Linked DNA regions of Homo sapiens: all the other regions are linked to region 4. Evidence: chromatin contacts called from ENCODE Hi-C or POLR2A ChIA-PET data. All regions are on one chromosome and are shown on one strand. The core of a region is the stretch at or near the end of the contact, and the rest is flanking DNA. Distances in the headings are between cores, read along the strand shown. Region 1 has its middle 47 kb from the start of OR2AT4. Region 2 holds the start of EMSY-DT (EMSY divergent transcript). Region 3 holds the start of NEU3 (neuraminidase 3). Region 4 holds the start of UVRAG-DT (UVRAG divergent transcript). Region 5 holds the start of SPCS2 (signal peptidase complex subunit 2). Region 6 holds the start of TSKU (tsukushi, small leucine rich proteoglycan).

What was found. Hi-C counts contacts between places; a loop is a spot of excess contacts on that map. ChIA-PET counts read pairs that join two places held with the same protein, here RNA polymerase II (POLR2A). Pooled maps may share reads with other maps.
Region 1: a loop to region 4 is called in a pooled map, with 3 times the contacts of the local background. The contact joins the enhancer-like site here to the promoter of UVRAG-DT in region 4. A Hi-C loop is called at or near these places in 2 of 37 single-sample maps with no recorded cell type and 3 of 50 pooled maps. POLR2A ChIA-PET finds 5 or more read pairs at or near these places in 1 of 52 experiments (endothelial cell of umbilical vein).
Region 2: a loop to region 4 is called in a map of CD8-positive, alpha-beta T cell, with 25 times the contacts of the local background. The contact joins the promoter of EMSY-DT here to the promoter of UVRAG-DT in region 4. A Hi-C loop is called at or near these places in 9 of 168 maps with a recorded cell type or tissue (CD4-positive, alpha-beta T cell, CD4-positive, alpha-beta memory T cell, CD8-positive, alpha-beta T cell and 4 more), 10 of 37 single-sample maps with no recorded cell type and 25 of 50 pooled maps. POLR2A ChIA-PET finds 5 or more read pairs at or near these places in 1 of 52 experiments (OCI-LY7).
Region 3: a loop to region 4 is called in a map of naive thymus-derived CD4-positive, alpha-beta T cell, with 17 times the contacts of the local background. The contact joins the promoter of NEU3 here to the promoter of UVRAG-DT in region 4. A Hi-C loop is called at or near these places in 1 of 168 maps with a recorded cell type or tissue (naive thymus-derived CD4-positive, alpha-beta T cell) and 6 of 50 pooled maps. POLR2A ChIA-PET finds 5 or more read pairs at or near these places in 1 of 52 experiments (H1).
Region 5: a map of naive thymus-derived CD4-positive, alpha-beta T cell shows a loop between it and region 4 (6-fold over the local background). The contact joins the promoter of SPCS2 here to the promoter of UVRAG-DT in region 4. A Hi-C loop is called at or near these places in 1 of 168 maps with a recorded cell type or tissue (naive thymus-derived CD4-positive, alpha-beta T cell), 4 of 37 single-sample maps with no recorded cell type and 11 of 50 pooled maps.
Region 6: a loop to region 4 is called in a map of HepG2, with 7 times the contacts of the local background. The contact joins the promoter of TSKU here to the promoter of UVRAG-DT in region 4. A Hi-C loop is called at or near these places in 1 of 168 maps with a recorded cell type or tissue (HepG2).

The regions. Positions count from the first base shown.
Region 1 is chr11:75,048,120-75,051,423 of GRCh38, reverse strand. No RefSeq gene overlaps it. Among named protein-coding and RNA genes, the nearest start is that of OR2AT4, 47 kb to the left of the region's middle. Within about 2 kb of position 1,668, at least 3 of the 41 ENCODE cell types and tissues checked have a DNase peak (open chromatin) inside an H3K27ac peak, as active enhancers do.
Region 2 is chr11:76,443,079-76,446,340 of GRCh38, reverse strand. It overlaps EMSY-DT (EMSY divergent transcript), which reads left to right and starts at 1,661. Exons shown (of 2, transcript NR_186348.1): 1 at 1,661-2,063. It overlaps EMSY (EMSY transcriptional repressor, BRCA2 interacting), which reads right to left and starts at 1,323. Exons shown (of 22, transcript NM_001300942.2): 1 at 1,213-1,323. RefSeq lists enhancers at 322-616, 756-825, 866-915, 1,116-1,345, 1,046-1,682 and 1 more.
Region 3 is chr11:74,987,596-74,990,711 of GRCh38, reverse strand. It overlaps NEU3 (neuraminidase 3), which reads right to left and starts at 1,779. Exons shown (of 3, transcript NM_006656.6): 1 at 1,558-1,779. The coding sequence starts at 1,651. RefSeq lists enhancers at 1,510-1,699, 1,980-2,029.
Region 4 is chr11:75,813,356-75,816,307 of GRCh38, reverse strand. UVRAG-DT (UVRAG divergent transcript) reads left to right here and starts at 1,511. Exons shown (of 2, transcript NR_144531.1): 1 at 1,511-1,845; 2 at 2,447-2,794. It overlaps UVRAG (UV radiation resistance associated), which reads right to left and starts at 1,098. Exons shown (of 15, transcript NM_003369.4): 1 at 784-1,098. The coding sequence starts at 900. RefSeq lists a silencer at 775-974 and enhancers at 1,270-1,564, 1,435-1,864, 1,788-2,952.
Region 5 is chr11:74,947,679-74,950,617 of GRCh38, reverse strand. SPCS2 (signal peptidase complex subunit 2) reads right to left here and starts at 1,352. Exons shown (of 5, transcript NM_014752.3): 1 at 1,219-1,352. The coding sequence starts at 1,332. It overlaps XRRA1 (X-ray radiation resistance associated 1), which reads left to right and starts at 1,527. Exons shown (of 19, transcript NM_001378157.1): 1 at 1,527-1,690. RefSeq lists enhancers at 1,098-1,147, 450-1,304, 1,228-1,447, 1,578-1,637, 1,758-1,807 and 1 more.
Region 6 is chr11:76,781,927-76,784,882 of GRCh38, reverse strand. TSKU (tsukushi, small leucine rich proteoglycan) reads right to left here and starts at 1,527. Exons shown (of 2, transcript NM_015516.4): 1 at 1,479-1,527. TSKU-AS1 (TSKU antisense RNA 1) reads left to right here and starts at 1,821. Exons shown (of 2, transcript NR_120562.1): 1 at 1,821-1,880; 2 at 2,027-2,302. RefSeq lists a silencer at 1,581-1,670 and enhancers at 1,222-1,866, 2,101-2,290.

The sequences.
Region 1 (3,304 bases), core at 419-2,918, 770 kb after region 4:
AAAGCCAAGAGAATCTACAGAGCCTTTGAAGGAACTGGATCACCAATCCAGGCTCCCTGAGATGCCAAAAAACTGTGAGTCTGCTTGGTTTCTCAACAGGAAGGCTCGTGGTCTGGAGCAAGTTCTCAGCCCAGGTCACTGGCTGCCTGGAAATAGACGTGGTACTGTTGTGGGGGCACAGTGGGAGTGACGCTGGCCTTTAGCACTGCGGGCTGCATGGGAGCAAGGTGAGGCCTTAGACTGCCAACTTTCCCCACTTCCTTGGTGACTCAGAAGAGGCAGCCATAATCCCCTTGGGAATATAACTCCATTGGACTGGGAACCACACCCCCTGACACAGGAGCCACAGCAAGCCCCGCCAAATGAGAGGCTGAGCTCAGACACACCTATCCCTGCTCCCACCTGGTGGTCTTTCTCTACCTGCCCTGCTAGCTGAAGACAAAAGTTATAATCTCTTGGGATCTCTATGGCCCTGCCCACCGCCTGAGAAACCAGAATACTTAACCAGGTTTGCATCCTTCCTATAAAACCACAGCCAATGTGATCTTGCAAGTGCCACCTCCCGACTGGAGGCCAACCAACACAAAACCGGTGCACCAAACAAAAACACAACCAAGGATCCTCACAGAGTCCACTTCACTCTCCCGCTACCTCCACCAGAGCAGGTGCTGGTAGCCATGGCTCTAAGACCTCAAGATAGATCACATCACAGGACTCTTTGCAGACACTCCTAGTACCAGCCCAGAGCCCAGTAGTTCCACAGGGTGGCTAGACTCAGAAGAGCAAAAACAGACACTACAGTTCAGCTCTCAGGAAGCCCCATTCCTAGGGGAAGGGGGAGAACACCACATCAAGGGAGCACCCGGTGGGACAAAAGAATTTGAACAGCAGCCCTTGAATCCCAAATCTTCCCTCTGACAGTCTACCCAAATGAGAAGGAATCAGAAAAACAATTCTGATAATATGACAAAGCAAGGTTCTTTAACACCCCCAAAAGATCATACCAGCTTACCAGTGTGAACCCAGAAAATCTGAAATAGGTCTCAATTTAGAAAGTTTATTTTGCCAAGGTTGACGATGCACCCGTGACACAGCCTTAGCAAGTTCTGACGACATGAGCCCAAGGTGGTCAGGGCACAGCTTAGTTTTATACATTTTAGGGAGACATGAGACATTAATCAATATACATAAGAAGTACATTGGTTCAGTCTGGAAAGGCAGGACAACTTGAAGCAAAGGTAGGAAGACTCAAAGTGGGGAGGGGACTTCCAGGTCACAGACAGGTGAGAGGAACAGTTGCATTCTTACGAGTTTCTAATCAGCCTCTTCGAAGGAAGCAATCAGATATGCATCCATGTCAGTGAGCAGAGGGGTGACTTTGAATAGAATGGAAGGCAGGTTTGCCCCAAGCATTTCCCAGCTTGACTTTTCTCTTTAGCTTAGTGATTTAGGGGCCCCAAGATTTATTTTCCTTTCACATCAGCAATGGATCCAAATCAAGATGAAATCTCTGAATTGCCAGAAAAAGAATTCAGAAGGTCGATTATTAAGTTAATCAAGGAGGTGAGAGGAGAGAAAGACCCTCTCACATTGTTTTATATTGTTTCATATTCAGTAAAAACAACAAGGAAGTAAAACCAAAGACAGGCAGCCTGGCGCCAGGCCCGAAACCAGGCCTGGGCCCACCTGGCCTAAACCCAGTAGTTAAAAATCAACTTATGATTTAGAAGCAGATGTTATTCATAGATTCCTTACATTGTATAGAAGAACATTGTGAAACTCCCTGCCCTGTTCTGTTCCTCCCTGACTACCGGTGCATGCAGCCCCTGTCACGTACCCCTTGCTTGCTCAAATCAATCACGACCCTTTCATGTGAAATCTTTAGTGTTGTGAGCCCTTAAAAGGGACAGAAATTGTGCACTCGGGGAGCTCGGATTTTGAGACAGTAGCTGGCTGATGATCCCAGCTGAATAAAGCCCTTCCTTCTACAACTTGGTGTCTGAGAGGTTTTGTCTGTGGATCATCCTGCTACAGAGGTACCAGAGTAAAGTGAAGTCCAACTTAAAGAAATCAAAAACATGATACAGGATATGAAAGGAACATTCTTCAGTGAAATAGATAGCATAAATAAAAAACAATCACAACTTCTGGAAATCAAGGACACACTTAGAGAAATGCAAAATGCACTGGAAAGTCTCAGCAATAAAATTGAACAAGCAGAAGAAAGAAATTCAGAGCTCAAAGACAAGGCTTTTGAATCTGCCCAATCCATCAGAGACAAAAAAGAATTTTTAAAAATGAACAAAGCCTCCAAGGAGTTTGAAACTATGTTAAATGTCCAAACCTAAGAATAATTGGTGTTCTCAAGGAAGAAGATAAATCTAAAAGTATGGAAAACATATTTGAGGAAATAATAGAGGAAAACTTCTCCAGCCTTGCTAGAGATCTAGACATTCAAATACAAGAAGCTCAAAAAACATCTGGGAAATTCATCACAAAAAGATCATCGCCTAGGCACATAGTCATCAGGTTATCTAAAGTCAAGACAAAGGAAAGAATCTTAAGAGCTGTGAGGCAAAAGCATCAAGTAACCCATAAAGGAAAACTTATCAGATTAACAGCAGAAACCCTACAAGCTAGAAGGGATTGAGGTCCTATTTTTAGCCTCCTTAAACAAAACAAGTATCAGCCAATAATTTTGTGAAACTAAGCTTCATACATGAAGGAAAGATACATTCTTTTCCAGACAAACAAATGCTGAGAGAATTCGCCACTACCAAGCCAGCACTACAAGAACTGCTAAAAGGAGCTCTAAATCTTGAAACAAATCCATGAAATACACCAAAACAGAACCTCCTTAAAGCATAAATCTCATGGGACCTATATAATAATAACACAATGAAAAAAAAAACCCAAGGTATTCAGGCAAAAAAATAGCATTATGAATAGAATAGCTCTTCATATCTCAACACTAACATTGAATGTGTATGACCTAAATGCCCCACTTAAAAGATACGGAATGGCAGAATGAATAAGAATTCACCAATCAAGTTTCTACTGTCTTCAGGAGACTCACCTAACACATACGGATTCACATAAACTTAAGGTAAAGGGGTGGAAAAAGATATTCCATGCAAATGGACACTAAAAATGAGCAGGAGGAGCTATTCTTATATCAGACAAAATAAACTTTAAAGCAACAACAGTTATAAAAGACAAAGAGGGACATCATATAATGATAAAAGGACTAGTCGAGCAGGAAAATATCACAATTCTAAATATAGATGCACCTAACACTGGAGCT
Region 2 (3,262 bases), core at 412-2,911, 630 kb before region 4:
ATATACATATATATATACACACACACACATATATATATACTCTCTCAAGTCTTAATGGAATATGAATTTTGATCCTGTAGTTATTAAACAGCCATTTACCAACAGTTGAGCTGCCAGGAACTTACTTAGAACTGGGAATTTCCTAGTGTAAAAGACAAAAAGACACGGCTCTGGGGGCACGCGCAATACCTGCTTAGCACAGAGTAGAGCCGCTCTAAGTATTTGTTAAATGGGTAAGTGAATGGTTGACGCGACTGAGCAAAACGAATGGATGAATGAATGAATGAACGAGCTCACTGTCTAGCCTAGAAGTCAGACACCGAACCGAAATAACTGCTATATCCCGTTCCAGGCGCTGGGGCTGCTAACTCCAACTCTGTGTCCCGAGGTGAGCCCCCCTCCCCCTACTTCCCATAGTCCTCTCAGCTCAGAACAAACCCAAGGCAAGAAGAACTGGACTGCGCGCCCCAGCCGGCAGTATGACATAAAGAAAAGGGGTGGGGAGGAGGAAGAAGGGGCAGAGCCAAAGGAATCCTCTCCCTCCACAAGCCAGTCCCCGCCTCCCGACAGGATCTTGGAGGCGGCCGGCGACTGCTCGAACCGAGCACCACGTCACGGCATCCCGGCGCGTCCTAGCCAGGGGACCCCAGAGCGGGGCCGCAACGCATCGGAAACCCGGGCAGTAGTTTCCGGAGCCCGCTCGGGGAACCAGGATCTTGTAGGATCCTTCCCCACTCAAGTGTCAAGGAGACAAGCCCGCCCCGCCCCCTCTCCAAACACGCACTCCCTAGCAGCACCACAACAAGAGCAGCCAGCCCAGGCTCCTCACCCGGACCTCTCGGCGCCGGTCCCAATGTCAAGTCCACGACCCAAGCCCCTCTGGGCCAGTAGCTGTTGTCAGGGGTCCCGGCCGGCACCCGCGCCTCACTCCCTCCCCAGCGGAGAGGACAACCGAGAGAGAGTAAGCCAGCGGATACCCAGCCAGACGACCTGGACTCACCGGGAGTCTCCCAGAGCTAAACCCCCAGAGTCCCAGCACCAGGCCAGCCAGAGTCCCCCTGAGTCCACCCCGGGGAGCCCCACGATCCCGTTAGGAAACAACGGAGGATGGGGCTGGGAGCCCCAAGCCGGGCTCCGAATGCTTGGCCCGGCGCTCCTCTAGCCTGGCTGGCCTGCCAGCTCTTCCCAGGACCCTGCCTGAGAGTCACCCACCTGCCCGGCCTTTCGGGGCTCATCTAAAAGGCTCCTCCGCCAAGACTAGGGGACACCAGGAATTGGGTTTGTTTGCGGTGCCTCTGAAGGGGCAAGATGGCGACAGGTAACAGGGCGCAGGCGCAGCCGCGCGCGGCCAGTCGGGAGGTGTAGTTCGCTTTTCCCGCCTTTCGGAGAACAAACACCAAAAGGCCTCCATTCATCTTGTCCTTCTTTTCCTCCGCGTTATGAAAGAAAAGGACAGACATCGCGGAGGGTGCTGGGAGTTGTGGTCCGAATCCAAACTCCAACCTCTTTCGCTCCAGGTTTGCTGTCGTACGCGCAAGGAAGGCCGGGATTGTAGTTCCCTTGGTTTCTCCTGCATACCCTCCTGTCTCTGGCTTCGCGCGCCTCTCCTGGGCTGCCGTCTCCCAGCCAATCGGCTGCGCTCTCTGCTACGTGTGGCGTCACACGTAGCGGCCAAGATGGCGCTAGCGGTTGGAGCAGGGGCTCTGCTGCGACCTTTACGGTAGTGAGGTTAGGGACGATGGGAGAGCAGCTTTGTTCCTGAAGTGCCGTCGAGGATTAGGATCGAGTTTCTTCGATCGTGAGGGCAATTATTAGTGGCCTCTAGCCCCCCAGATGGCATCTTGAGGAGAGAGAATCCACGCTACGAGAACTAACATAGTGGACATCGCAGTTGTCCGTAGCCGATTTGCGGGTTACGGAGTTGTTGCAAGTAAAGAAGGGGAAATCCGAGCGTTCTCGCGTTGGATTTCCTCCACGTGTGAAGTGGGAATGGTAGTGATATCTCGTGCTATCTCTGTCAAGGGCAAGAAGGAGAAGGAATTTATTTGAGGCCCTACGACGTGGTAGGTTCACCCTCAGCCTTTGTTCTTATTTCATCTTATTTGTGGAGAAGGTCTTTTCGTTCCTATTTTACAGGTGAGAAAAGGGGCCCAATATATAGTTATTTGCGGCCATAAAATAGAAGCCAGTTGCCTGATACTGAAGATTCAATGAAATCTTGTGATTGACTTCCCTCTTTAAATTTTGTACTTTGGGTAACATCGGATCCGGTAGAAACGCTCGTCAGAAAGAGTTTTTAATGTGCATTCTACAATTTCCAGACATAGTTTCCTTCTTGAAAAATTGGGTTAATACTACCCTATAGGGATCTTGTGATGCACCACGTAAACGTTGTAAGTTGTGAACCACTATACAAACGTATGAGACTCTTCATGTTCTTGAGTGGAACTGTAGGTTAGGAAGAGAAGGTAAATAACAGCATTTAAGTTTCCTACTACTATTTGCCCATTAGCTAAAAATACCCTCCGAGGTCTAGGAAAGTCACTGTTGTTGAAACCCAACCTACACCTTCAGAAAATCGTAAAGTGGAACATATTAATCACCAGGCCCTCCCTCCGCTGTCTCCCTGACCTTCCTATGCATCCAGTTGCTTAAGAACTCTTGGAAAGATAGTAAGTGAAATCTTCATAGAGGATTTTTGTACTTTAACATATATTATTTGATTTGAGCCTCGCAACATTTCAGTGTGACAGGTACGATTAAGGTCTTTCATACTATGAATGAGAAAAACATAGATGTACCAAGGACTCACCAAATTTCACGGAGCTAGGAATTGGAAGAGAGCTAGGCTTTGTAATCCCAGGTCTTCTGACCTCCAAATGTCCTTTCCTCTACAGTGAATGTCAAAATGACAATGAATGTCTACTCCTCTACAATGGAGTACAAATCGAAAGACAAGGGGCTTATAAAACTGACTCTGACCTTAAGAAGTAGCATATGAGTGATGAATTATTATAGTCAATCCTTGTGCTTACTAAGTGCCACATACTGGTCTAAGCATTTTACATAGTAATTCAGTCCTTAGAACAACTTTATGAGGTGGAAACTTTTATTATCTCTAATTACAAAGGAGGCAACTAAAGTCTAGGAAAGAAGCAAAATAGCTTGCCTAAAGTCACACATAAGTAAATGGTGGCTCACGCCTGTAAACCCAGCACTTTGGGAGGCTGAGGCAAGTGGATCATTTGAGGTCAGGAGTTCA
Region 3 (3,116 bases), core at 530-3,029, 830 kb after region 4:
GGAGCACAGGATAGGCATGGAGCGGGTTAGGGCTCAGAACAGGAAAGGAAGAGGCTGGGTGCGGTGGCTCATGCCTATATTCCCACCACTCTGGGAGGCTGAGGTGGGCAGATCACTTGAGGTCAGGAGTTCGAGACCACCCTGGCCAACATGGTGACACCCCATCTCTACTAAAAATACAAAAAAAATTGGCCAGGCATGGTGGCATCCACCTGTAATCCCAGCTATTCGGGAGGCTGAGGCAGGAGAATCACTTGAAACCAGGAGACGGAGGTTGCAGTGAGCCGAGACTGCACCACTGCACTCCAGCTTGGGTGACACAGCAAGACTCCATCTCAAAAAAAAAAGGAAATGGAGAGGAAATAGGGAAATAATCACCAAAGGAGAAGCACAACTTGTCACATGGGCTGGATTCAAGTCTCAGCTCCATTTCTTGCTGCATGACGTTTTGATGGTTACTCAACCTCTAGGTCTTGGATTCCTTGCTTGTAAACTATGGATAATAATACCTACCTAAGCAGATCAATATGAAGAACCACTCAAAAGTGTTTTATAAATTTTAAACTGCTGTTTTAATAGGTGTCTTTAATTATAAATTTTGATGTCCTCACAATTTCATTTATGCTTTATTATCACTATAACAATTAGAGCCATTAATTTTTGTAATTATGCTGATCGTGTTGATGACAGAAGTAATATAGATGGTGATTCTGGCATTGCCACCCAAAACGTTTCACACAAATCAGGTGCTGGAAACGGGATAGAAAATAATCAGATATGGGCCTGCTCTGGGGTTCATTTAAGCAGAGAATTCAAATGATTACTTGCTGCTCGATATAATCACTTTCCCATCAAGTCCTTCCCGCTTTCTTACTGGGAGAGAGTATAGCCTAGCATGGACTCTGAAGTCTGACTTATCTTTGACACTTACTAGCAAGTCACTTTACTTCTGAGCTTCAGTTTCCTCACTTATAAAATGGAGATAATACCGCCTACTTCTCAGACTATAATAATGTAATTCCACAGCCTCCAACTAACCCAATGAGCCTCCAGTGAATCCCAGGAGGCCTTCCTATCTCATTTATTCACTCCTAACAAGTAATATTTAAGGAGCACCTACCACGTGCCAGACCTTTGAAGATCTGTAGTCTAAACCCTCTCATGGTATAGATGGGAAAACTCGGGCCCGGGATGGGGACAAAGCTTACTGAACGCCACTCCACAGTAAAATCTGGACCAAGACCCAGGTCTCCTAAGTTGAAACTGAAGCTCAGGGCTCTTTCTGCCGCCCAGAGACCTTTGGTAAGCAGGGCTTTTCCAGTCTCAGTTCCCTTTCATCTCTGGAGTGATAATTCTGAGGTTTAAGTTCGGCTTCTGTGAGAACGAATAAAAATAGGACTAGCCAAGAATTCTCTGGCCAGGTCAGATCCTAGCCGACTAGGTGGCTCTGTCTCAATAATCCAAGGCTGGATTTCCCAAACGCAGATGGTCTTGCTCAACCTGTCCCCACAGTTGAGTCCTCCTCGGGGAGCTCTCCTGTCTCCCAACCCCGCTCACCTGCACTGGACCCCGGCTCCTCCGTCTCTGTCGGGGCAGAGCTGGACGCCGGGGATTCTTCCATGGGGCGCGGGGGCAGGTCCGCAGGTCTCATTCGCCGAAGCCCGGAAGAGGCACCGGCCCCAAGGCTGGGGAGACTGAGACAGAGGAGGATAGAGAGGGAGAAACAACTGAGACGGAGGACACGGAGACAAGCCCCGAGAAGCGAAGAGCGTGTCGACTGCCGGAAACAGGTAACGGCAACGAAAAGAGGCGGGCGCAGGCTGTAGTCAGTGGCGGTTGGGGCCAACCGTTGGCCTACTCCGCGAGCCCTCCCCGTCCCGCCCCCTCGGCGCTGCCCCTCCCTCCAGCCCGCAGCTCGGTCCCCACCACGGCGTGGGACCGGCACCACCTCCACCCTCGCCAACTCAGCTCAAGCCCTGGGCCCACCTCAGTTCCCAACGGCCGCCTCCTCTCTTCAGTGCCACAGCCCCGAGCTCTTATATTGGTCTGTAGCTCGGTATCACCGCCTAAAGCTTCCCTGGACAGCCTGAGAGTTGAGCAAAGGTTCCCGGCCTCAGAGGGTACCCTACAAAAAGGACCAGAGGTCCAGAGCATTGGCTACTCTCCTTGCAAAATATGAAAATGAAAATATATTCATATATATAATTTATGTGTGTGTATATACACACATTTACATACATAGATTTGTCACATAGCACTGAGTCCATTCTTCTGTTTCACAGTACCGGAATTTAAGCCCCCCTCTCCCCAGCCAAAGAGGAAAGGACTGATCTAAGGTCATTTTTTATCTGGGACTAAGTACAACGTAAAGGTAATAGGCTGGGCCTGGTGGCTTATGCCTACAATCTCAGCGCTTTGGAAGGCCTACGTGGGAGGATGCCTTGAGCCCAGGAGTTGGAGGCTGTGGTGAGCTGTGATTGCACCACTGCACTCCAGCCTGGGTGACAGAGCGAGACCCTGTCTCTAAAATATAACAATTTTAAAAAGAAGAAATTTTACAAACGCCAATAAAAGGAAAGACAGACTGCTAACTTAGAGGACATAAAAATGTAAAGCTTCTGTAAATTTGAATTCGTGATATTTTTCTCATTAAAAAAAATCCTGTGCTGAGGCAGGGAACATACAAGATGAGCCTGGAACATCGTGGTGCCACAAGGAAAGAACTCACAAAATGATGAGGGTTCTTTGAAAGAACATAGGTGCCAACCTCAATACAACCTGCTGTATTTTTCTAAAAAAAAAAAAAAAAAAAAGAAAAAAAAAAAGGCCTAGAACCAGAGACCAACTCATCGTAATAAGCCCAAATAATGGGTCTTTTTTATTTTTATTTTTATTTTTTGAGATGGAGTGTGTCTCTGCCGCCCAGGCTGGAGTGCAGTGGCGTCATCTTGGCTCACTGCAAGCTCCGCCTCCCGGGTTCACGCCATTCTCCTGCCTCAGCCTCCCGAGTAGCTGGGACTACAGGCGCCCACCACCACGCCCGGCTAATTTTTTGTATTTTTTATAGAGACGGGGTTTCACCATGTTAGCCAGGATGATCTCGATCTCCTGACCTC
Region 4 (2,952 bases), core at 262-2,761:
AAAGAGTTTTGTCACATCTCCAAAGTCAGTGTTTCCCCCTTCTTATCTTCCTACAACGCAGAGCCAAGAAGTCCTCAAAGCCCTTCCTAAAGGATGGAGGAACACATGAATATATACATCAAATCCTCCTTCCACAGAGACTCACTGAAGGGAATGAAGAAGGAAAAAGTCCTCCTAATTATTAAGATGCGTTCCTTGGGACTCGGAGAATTAGGAAGGAAACCCCCAAGTCTTGAATACATTTCTCTAAAGAGGCCGAATACTTAATAATCAGGGGAGATTAAAGCAAATGGTAGACACCCTAAAGTCTCCTCCAGGGCTCTTGCACGAAGAGTACAAACTGGTTTCTCCGTAAGCGGGGATGGCCAGGTGGGGAAAGAAAGGAAAAGTGCTTTCACTATGGCCCGTGGGACACAGGGGGTTCCCCGGGTCCCTTCCTGGGCGGAACGAGGGAGAGGGTCTGCGCGGGGCAATCCCCGGCTCCCTGCGTTGGGGGAGGCGGCCTCGGGCCGGGGCCCCAGGGACTTGAGCTGGCTGGCTGCTTGTCCCTTAACAAGCCCATCTCCTGTAACGGGATTCTCCTAGGACTCCGGGATCTCCCGGAGGTTCGGCCATCACTGGACCCCTCCCCGCACAAACCTCCTGACAGTCTTCCTCAGTCCCGCGAGCCCTCCGGGTCCCTGCTCTGGGTGTCCCGGCTCGCGGGGTCAGCCCGGAGCCAGCAAGCTCTCCACGCGGGCCTGCCCGGGTCCCTCCCGAGTGCTGCGAGCCGCGCGGGCTTACCTGCTGAGACGGCAGCTCCACATGCAGGGCCCGCGCGGCAGAACCGGGAGGCAGAGCAGCGGCCGGGCCCGGGGGTGGCTGGGGGACGGGGCCCCCGACCGACGCGGAGGCGCTCATCTCGATCCAGGGGCCGCCAAGCGGCGGGGCGGGCACTCTTCCGGCATCCGCCGCCGCCCCCTTGCCACCACCTACCAAGCCCCTGCAGCCTAGAAACCCGCCACCCGAGAGGCACTACTGCTCAGCCCAGACAGTAGCCGCCGCCGCTGCCGCCGCTGCCGCCGTTGCCGCCGCTGGCTAAGGAAGAGCCATATTACCGCAGTGCAACCCCTCCACCCCGCTGAGACCCGGAGCGCTCATTGGCTTAGCCCTCAAGGGGGCGGGACCCAACGGCAGAAAAGGGGCGTGCTATTGGGTAGAAGGTCTGTCCATCGCTGGCATTACTGGACTTGGGGGCGGAGGGACTCAAGGATGGCCTCAATTGCGTCTGTCAAGCCGGGGTGAAACCTGGGGCGTTGCTTCTTTTTTTCCCAGTCTAATTGGTTCTTTTACTACCAACGGGCAGAGTCTCCTGGTGGAGGCGGAAGGGCCATTGCAAGAGGTCGCTGTCAATTGTCAGTAAAGGGAAAGAGGGGTGGGGTCTTGATTAGGTAGAGCGCGCTTCTGGGCTCCGGTGTCACGTGCAGGAGGCGGGAGAGTCACCTGATTAGGGAGAACCGGTCTTCTGAGCCACTTCCGCCCTCACTGGTTGCCGTGGTAACAGGCCTCCGGTGGAGGGCGGGGACCCTCGGAAGCCAGCTGGGTGGCGATCGCTTGTCTGCCTTGGCAGGCCCCTTGTGCAGTCTTTTCCCGGCGTGAGCGTGCAGGGATTGAAAAGGAATGCTTTATGGTTCAGCAGAGAGCCACCACGCAGGATGCACTGGGACCTGAGAACCGTCGGGCAGTCCCACGAGCTCTTTCATGACCAGCTCCAACCGACAAGTACACGCCCCTTCGCACTCCACTAGCTAGTAAGCTGAGCTACAAGGTGTGCCAGGCACCCAGGACGCCGATTCACCGCTTCAGGTGGGCTGTTTGTGCTGTGTCCCCAGAAAGCCTTTGCTACTTATCCATCAGTCTTAGCTGGGGCAGGAGTCCCTTCTTCCAAAAGGCTTCTCTGAGCCTCTCTGGGACCTTGAGTTAGGAATTTTGACCCTACCGTGGGTCTGGATTATTCTATTAATTTTTTTTAACAGTGCCTCATTCTTTCGCCCGGGCTGGAGTGCAGTGGCAAAATCACGGCTCATTGCAGCCTCGACCTCCTGGGCTCAAGTGATCCTCCCACCTCACCCTCCTAAGTAGCTGGGAATACAGGCACATGCCACCAGGCCCAGCTAATTTTAAAATTTTTTTGTAAAGATGGGGTTCTGGCCATATTTCCCAGACTAGTCTCAAACTCCCAGGCTCAAGCGATCCTCCAGTCTCGGGCTCCCAAAGTGTTGGGATTACAGGCATGAGCCACCAGGCCTGGCCACATTGTCTTTTAACACATGTAAGCAGCCACCCTCCTTCCCACACACACACAAAATACTGTGAATTCTTCAAGCAAAAGGACTTTGTCTGATTCATCTCTGGATCCCCAGTGCCTGACAGAGAATCAGGAAATTTTTTTTTTTTTTTTTTGCAGTGAAGGCCCAGCTCAAATGCCACCTCTTCCATGAAGACTTCCGTGATCCACAATGATAGCATCTCCAGCAATTGCTTCTATAATGAATAGCATGAGTCATTCTGCAGGATGTTGATCTTCCTTTTTTTACTCCTAGACTGAATTTTTCCACCACCTGGATGAACATAGCAGAAAGAACATAGTGTTTTAGAGTCAGACACAATAGGAATCAGGCACTTTGGAATCTTGGCTCTACCACCTTTGAGCTATGTATCCCAAGGCAAGTCACTTCCCCTCTCTCAGCTTTAAAATAGTAATAGGATTGCTGTAGGGATTAAAGTAAATCAACATATGTAAAGTGCCCACACAGGACCTGGCATATAGTAGTTGCATTTTAAATTTTTTAAACAAAATGTAAGCATACTATCTTTCCAGGGTGTTCAGAAGCCTGAAAAACACCTTGGATCTTTTCTCAGAGCTGGATCACAAAGATGTCACACTGTCTCCTGTTCTGACACACTGAGTGG
Region 5 (2,939 bases), core at 103-2,602, 870 kb after region 4:
CCGCAGTGAGCTAAGATCCATTCTGGGCAATGGAGCGTGACCCCTCTCACAAGAGAAGAGTGTGAGAACCATGTCTTTCAAAACCAATGACACTCAAAAAGACAAGTAAAAAGACCTGGATCTTAACCCCTCAACATAATCATGTTTTCATTTCTTAAGCACCTACCATGTGTTATGCACAGGGAAGTCTGAAAGCTGTTTTCAATTATATTCAAAAATTCTGCTTACTATATTAAAGACACCATGCTTAACAATTCTCATCAAACCAGCCCAGGGCCCTACAATGAGAGAACTGGAAGGGAATTTAGAGTTAAGTCCCTCATTTTAAGGCTAAATCTCTCACTTTGCAGATGAGAAAACAGATATAGAGAGAGCAAGCATATTTCAAGGTCACAAAGCTAATTAGAGGCAAAATCAACACCAGGACGTTGTTCTCCGTGCAACTGTTTCTTCCAAGATGCTGTGCAAAGAGCAAGAAAGGCCAACCCAGGGACAGTTTTCCTTTTTTTCTTTTCTTTTAAACCCTTGTTGCTAGGACTGCAGTTAAAAAAAATTTTTTTGGATGAGCAGAGGGAGGAAAGGGGCAAGCGTGAGCGGGCAGCAGTGCACTTGGTAGCAAAGAGGGAGGTGGAGGGAAGAGAGGAGAGGGCGGGGAAAAACAACAGGAAAAAAAGAAAAATCTTAAAGGCTTCTTGTCAGCCCAGTAGAACAGTCAATACTCAAATATTTTCAGTATTCGCCTATCATGATAAAACGCCTAAAAACTTCAGTAAGCAAAAGGACAAGAAGCACTTTGGAATCTGTAGCAGCACGCAAGGGTGATGGTGGTAGAGAGTTTGGGGGATACTGATTCTTTAATCTTTGGGCTTCGGTTTTCCGTGTCTGTGAAATGGGCACTGACAACAGTGCACCCAGCCCCCCAGGAGAAAAGAGATGGACACGATTAAATATAGGAAAAATCAAATTACCGAAAAAGGTGTGGCGACCAGGACCAGAACACTTGCGAGAAAAGAAGAAGTTCTAAAGAGGACCGGGTCCAGGTTTGAAGTGTGATGAGGGCAAGGGCAGGCTCCAAGCGTGCGTAGGGTTGTGATAGTGGTCACACAAGGGCTCCCCTCAAAAGGCCGTAGAAAATAAGGGAGACCGGGATGGGAAGGTTGGCTCGCCGCCTCCCAGGCCTCCCCAGGATTCAACTGTTCCCAAGAACCGGCTCCTCACCTTATCCAACAAGCCGCTACGGCCACTTCCTGTCCCGCAGTTGGAAGCACCACCAGCCCCACTACAGCCTCCGCTACCACCGCTTCTCCCGCCCTGTACAGCTGCCGCCGCCATCTTGTCCGCCTCTGCGTCTCCCTCCCCTCCGACTTGTCTGAAGCCGATTGGCTGGAGCTGACAGCGTGACGCGCCGCGCGGAGTCAATCGGGATCCGTAGTTTGGGTCTTGCTGGCGCGAGGTAGTCAGAGGACGTGGCCGCGGGGCTTGCTGGGACTTGAGGTTAGACGTCCCGGCCGTCGGTTGCCGCCTACACTGTCTGCCGTCGCGTCGCAGTTACTAAGGCGTGGGGAAGATAGCGGCAGGCACCGCAGTGGAGCGGCTCCGAGATCCCCGGGGGGCTCGCAGGCGCGCATCCCTCCTGACTGGGACGTCGCCTCCGCAGACCCCTCGGAGGCTGAAGCGACGCCGGAGGCAGGTGCGACTGAAACTTAGTTTTCGAATTCGAGTCTTTCTCCGGCCCAGGTGTGGAGTTTCCAAAGGAGTGGGCAGGAGCTTGTCCTTCATCCTTTTCTAGCCCGGTTGTGGCACTTACCGATTATTCTCTCAAGCAGCTGTCATTTTAGCTGTTTGTAATGTTTTCGTGTTAACGGAGAACTCGCGTTTACTGAGTGCCTACAGTCTGCCAGGCAGTATCCTATGTGCACTTCCAGCCATCCTCTCTCTCACTGAGTCCCACAACAGCCCTGTTAGATGAGGAGGAAACTAAAGAACCTACCCAAAGCCAGATAGCATGTATCTGAACTCGGTTTTCAAGCCGGCATTTAAAAAAAATCAAAACCAATATATATCCCTTCTGACACTCTGCTTTTACGGTTTTAGGATGTAATAGTATTCTAGATTTTAATTATTTTTTTCACAAATGTATATTGAGCACCAATATTGTACTAACGGATACAGGGGATCAAGATAGACCTGGTTGCTACTCTGGTGGACTACTACTCCATGACAGAGTTATCAAATAGCAGTATTGTATTATACCATGCTCTATTACGTTGTATTTTAATTAATTTTTTTCACAAATGTATATTGAGCACCAATATTGTACTAACGGATACAGGGGATCAAGATAGACCTGGTTGCTACTCTGGTGGAACTACTACTCCATGACAGAGTTATCAAATAGCAGTATTGTATTATACCATGCTCTATTACGTTGTATTGTTTTTTAATTCCTATATATCCCCCATAAGCGTCTAAAGAATTAAACAAATATTTTTGAGTTTCTTACTATGTAACAGGCACTATTCTAGTCACCAGGGATATATCCCTGAATAAAACAGACAAAAACTTGTCTTGGGGAAGCCAAAATTCATGTGAAAATAATTATCTCGGCCGGGCGTGGGGGCTCATGGTTGTAATCCCCGCCAAGGCAGGCGGATCACCTGAGGTCAGGAGTTAAAGACCAGCCTGGCCAACATGGTGAAACCCCGTCTCTACTAAAAATACAAAAATGAGCCGGGCGTGGTAGCGGGCACCTGTAATCCCAGCTACTTGGGAGGCTGAGGCAGGAGAATTGCTTGAACCGGGGAGGCGGAGGTTGCAGTGAGCCGAGATCAGAAAGAAAAGAAAATAATTATCACTAAATAACTAAATTATTACTAAAAAGAAAATAAATATCACTAAATAGCAATAACATCAGATGATATTTCATTACCTCTGTGAAG
Region 6 (2,956 bases), core at 278-2,777, 970 kb before region 4:
ATGTCTGCAGCATCCGACAAAGTTCTAGGTTAAAGACTGGAGTGAGCAGTGGGGAGGAGGGTGTTTACGGTTATCTTTGCGACTTAGGCTCAAAAGCCCAGCAGGCTCCTGCAGCTCTGAGCACCCCCCCCCCCCCACCTCCGGTCAGCCCCAGGCACTGCAAGTCTAGACTTATCCGAAGGGCAGGGCGCACAAAGATGAAAGAAGAATCGAAGGTCTTGAGTCACCTCCTCGCCAGGCCAAGTGTGGGCTGGCGCTGCTCTCCGCCCGGCTCCAGAGGCGCGGGTTATTCCCACCGCACGCCCCGAGCCGCGAGGGAGTTCTCGCCCTGTCCGTGCCAGAGTGACCGCGACTCCGCGAAGCTGAGCAACTTGCCAGCGCCGCACAGGGGCCAGTGGCCGTCCCAGTTGAAACCTGTGTATGTGAGGCTCCCACGGCCCCCAGCCCAGCTCCGGGTCCTGTGAGCCGGCGCCTCGGGCATGCCCAGATCTGGACTGGCAGTCCCCCTCTCCCCTACCGGGTCCGAGGGTTGGCCCCCTACCCCGGGGGCGGGCTGCAAACGGAGAGTGGGTCTCAAAGCGGAGCCTGTCTCCCTACCAAACAGACGCAACTCTGGATCACACTCTTTCCAAGAAGCGCGGGGAGGGCAACGCCAGCCGCCCTGTCCCTTCCTCTCCCCAGCCCAGGGCCGGAGCCTGGGACCCACCGCTCGCCTCTTCCTCCCAGCCGGGGTCTGAGGGGGAGTCCGCACGCTCCGCCCAGCCCCTGCCCAGCCAGTCCCCAGGCGCTGCCGATCCCCCGACCACCAATCCCGTCGCAGCCCCTTGCTGTCCTGGGACCTCAGGAGGGGGAGGGGGAGGGCTGTCTGCGCCCCCGGCCGGGTAGCGGTGGGGAGGACTGGGGCTGTTGCCCGAGGAACCGGGAGAAAAGTTTGGAGCCAAGTCGTGGGCCCGAGGGGACGGCGGGGGAGCGGGGGGGTGGGGCGGCGTTGGGCTCTCGGTGCGCACACCCTCTGCGGACACCCAGCCCAGACACGTCGGCAGGCACCGACCACGTACGCGGAGACACGCGATGCGCCCACCGACGCCCACAGCCAAGCGCAGGCCCGCAAACGTGGACACGGGCGCAAAGCAGCCGCGCAAAGCCACGGACACACAAAGGCACCGACAGCGGCGCGTCCCCGACCGCAAATCCACAAAGACCCACAAACGTGAGATGCACGTGTCCGCACAAAGACCCACACGGCCCCTGGGCGTAGCCTTTGTCTCCCGCAAGACCTCTCCCCTGGGTCGGCGTTCCCCACTCCCGCCCAGCCCTAGGCGTCCGACGAAAGTTGAGGGGCCTCGGCGGGACCCAGCCCCGCCCCTGCGCCCGGCGTCCCCAGCCCGCCCTCCGAAGGGGCCGCGAGGCTAGGATCGGGGACTTGGGATCTTCAACCGCAGCGCGGACTCTCGCCCCGCCCGGGGAACTGCACTCACCTGGAAGCCTGCGCCACAGCCGCCTCGGCACGCTCACCCCGGCGGCCCGGCCGCGGGCCCTCCGGCCAGCGCTTTTCTCCGCGCGGCGCGGCCCGCCCCCCGGTCCCCGCCCGCAGCCAGGCTCCCCCCTGCCGGGCGCCGGGTGGCGGCTCGGGCCGGCCGCGGGGCGGCTCAGGGAGTGTCGCCAAAGTGCCAGCCTCTCTCGGCGCGCGCCCCGCCCGCGGAGCCTGAGCCGAGCCCGGGTTCCACTCTAGGGAGCGTCTCAAAAGTGCGCTGCTCCCGCCCCCTCTAGTTGGCCTCGCTCACAGCTTCCTGCATCCCGGATCCCTGCCCCCTCCCCCTGCGCGCCCCAGCAATCTAAGCAGATGGCCGCACTGTCGGGAACATCTGGAGGTCGCCGGAGTACGTGCCTGTGTATGTGTATGTGTGTGTATGACTGTGTGTGTGGAAAGAGAGAGGGAATTAGTTGCTAGTAAGAAAGAGATTTGGTGGGTGGGTGAGGGCTTCCTCTTTGCTTGTTCACCGCCCCTCCCCATTTTTTTTTAAAGAGTGAAAGAGGTTCAGGGACTACCGGGAGCAAGAAACCAAGAATCTGAAGCAGAGAAAGACTGGCTGAAAGACGAACCCACAGAGAAGAGAGAGCCCGGCTCGGGCAGAAAAGCTGGCAGGAGAGGAGAGAGAAAGTCAACAGATTGAGTTTTTCTTTTAGGAGGAAACCATTGGCTTCTGGTTAGAGTTCTAAGAAGGGAAACTGGCGTGTGAGTAGGCAGCAGTTTCAGTCTATTCCCCCTGCTGTAGCTCTTGGGCTCTCACCCCTCTTTATGTTAAAAAAAAAAAAAAAGGGCAGGAAAGCATCCAAGACACTTTAAAATGAGGGTTTGCAGGAGAAATGACCTGGTGGACGCATTTCCTAGGAGGGGAGAGTCAGGTGTGTGGGTGGCTCCCAGTCTACACACCCCGACAATGCCTACCTTGGGAGAGGGGCAGTTCACAGGTGGGAGAGTTGATAGAGGCTTTGGTCTTGGGCCCTGGACCTCCCAGGAGCTTCTCCTAGACTTTGGAGGGCCTCGGGGTGCAGAAATTGGGCAATGTACCTCCTGCAGTGGCCCAGACTTGTTAACACACCCAGTCTGCTTGCTGCTTCTTTCCTTATTACTTTTTCTTATTCATTAAAAAAAAAAAAAAAAAAAGGAGTTGCTTGGGCCTGTGTGTGCATGCATGCCGGTCTACTTGGGGAAGAAGGAAGACACTAGAGAGGTGGTGAGGTAGGAGTGGAGACCACTGCCCCAGGCCTCAGGCCAGCAAAATCATCTGCTGCCCAGAAAACAAACTGGTCTTGCAGGTCCTTTCTGCACTCAGAGCCATTGTGTGGTCTTGGGGATGCACTTGGGTTGACACCTGTGGACCCTGCCAGTTAGGAATGTGCAGAGAAAAGGCTAGGAGCCTGGTCTCATATGTGTGGAAGCAGGGAGAACTCC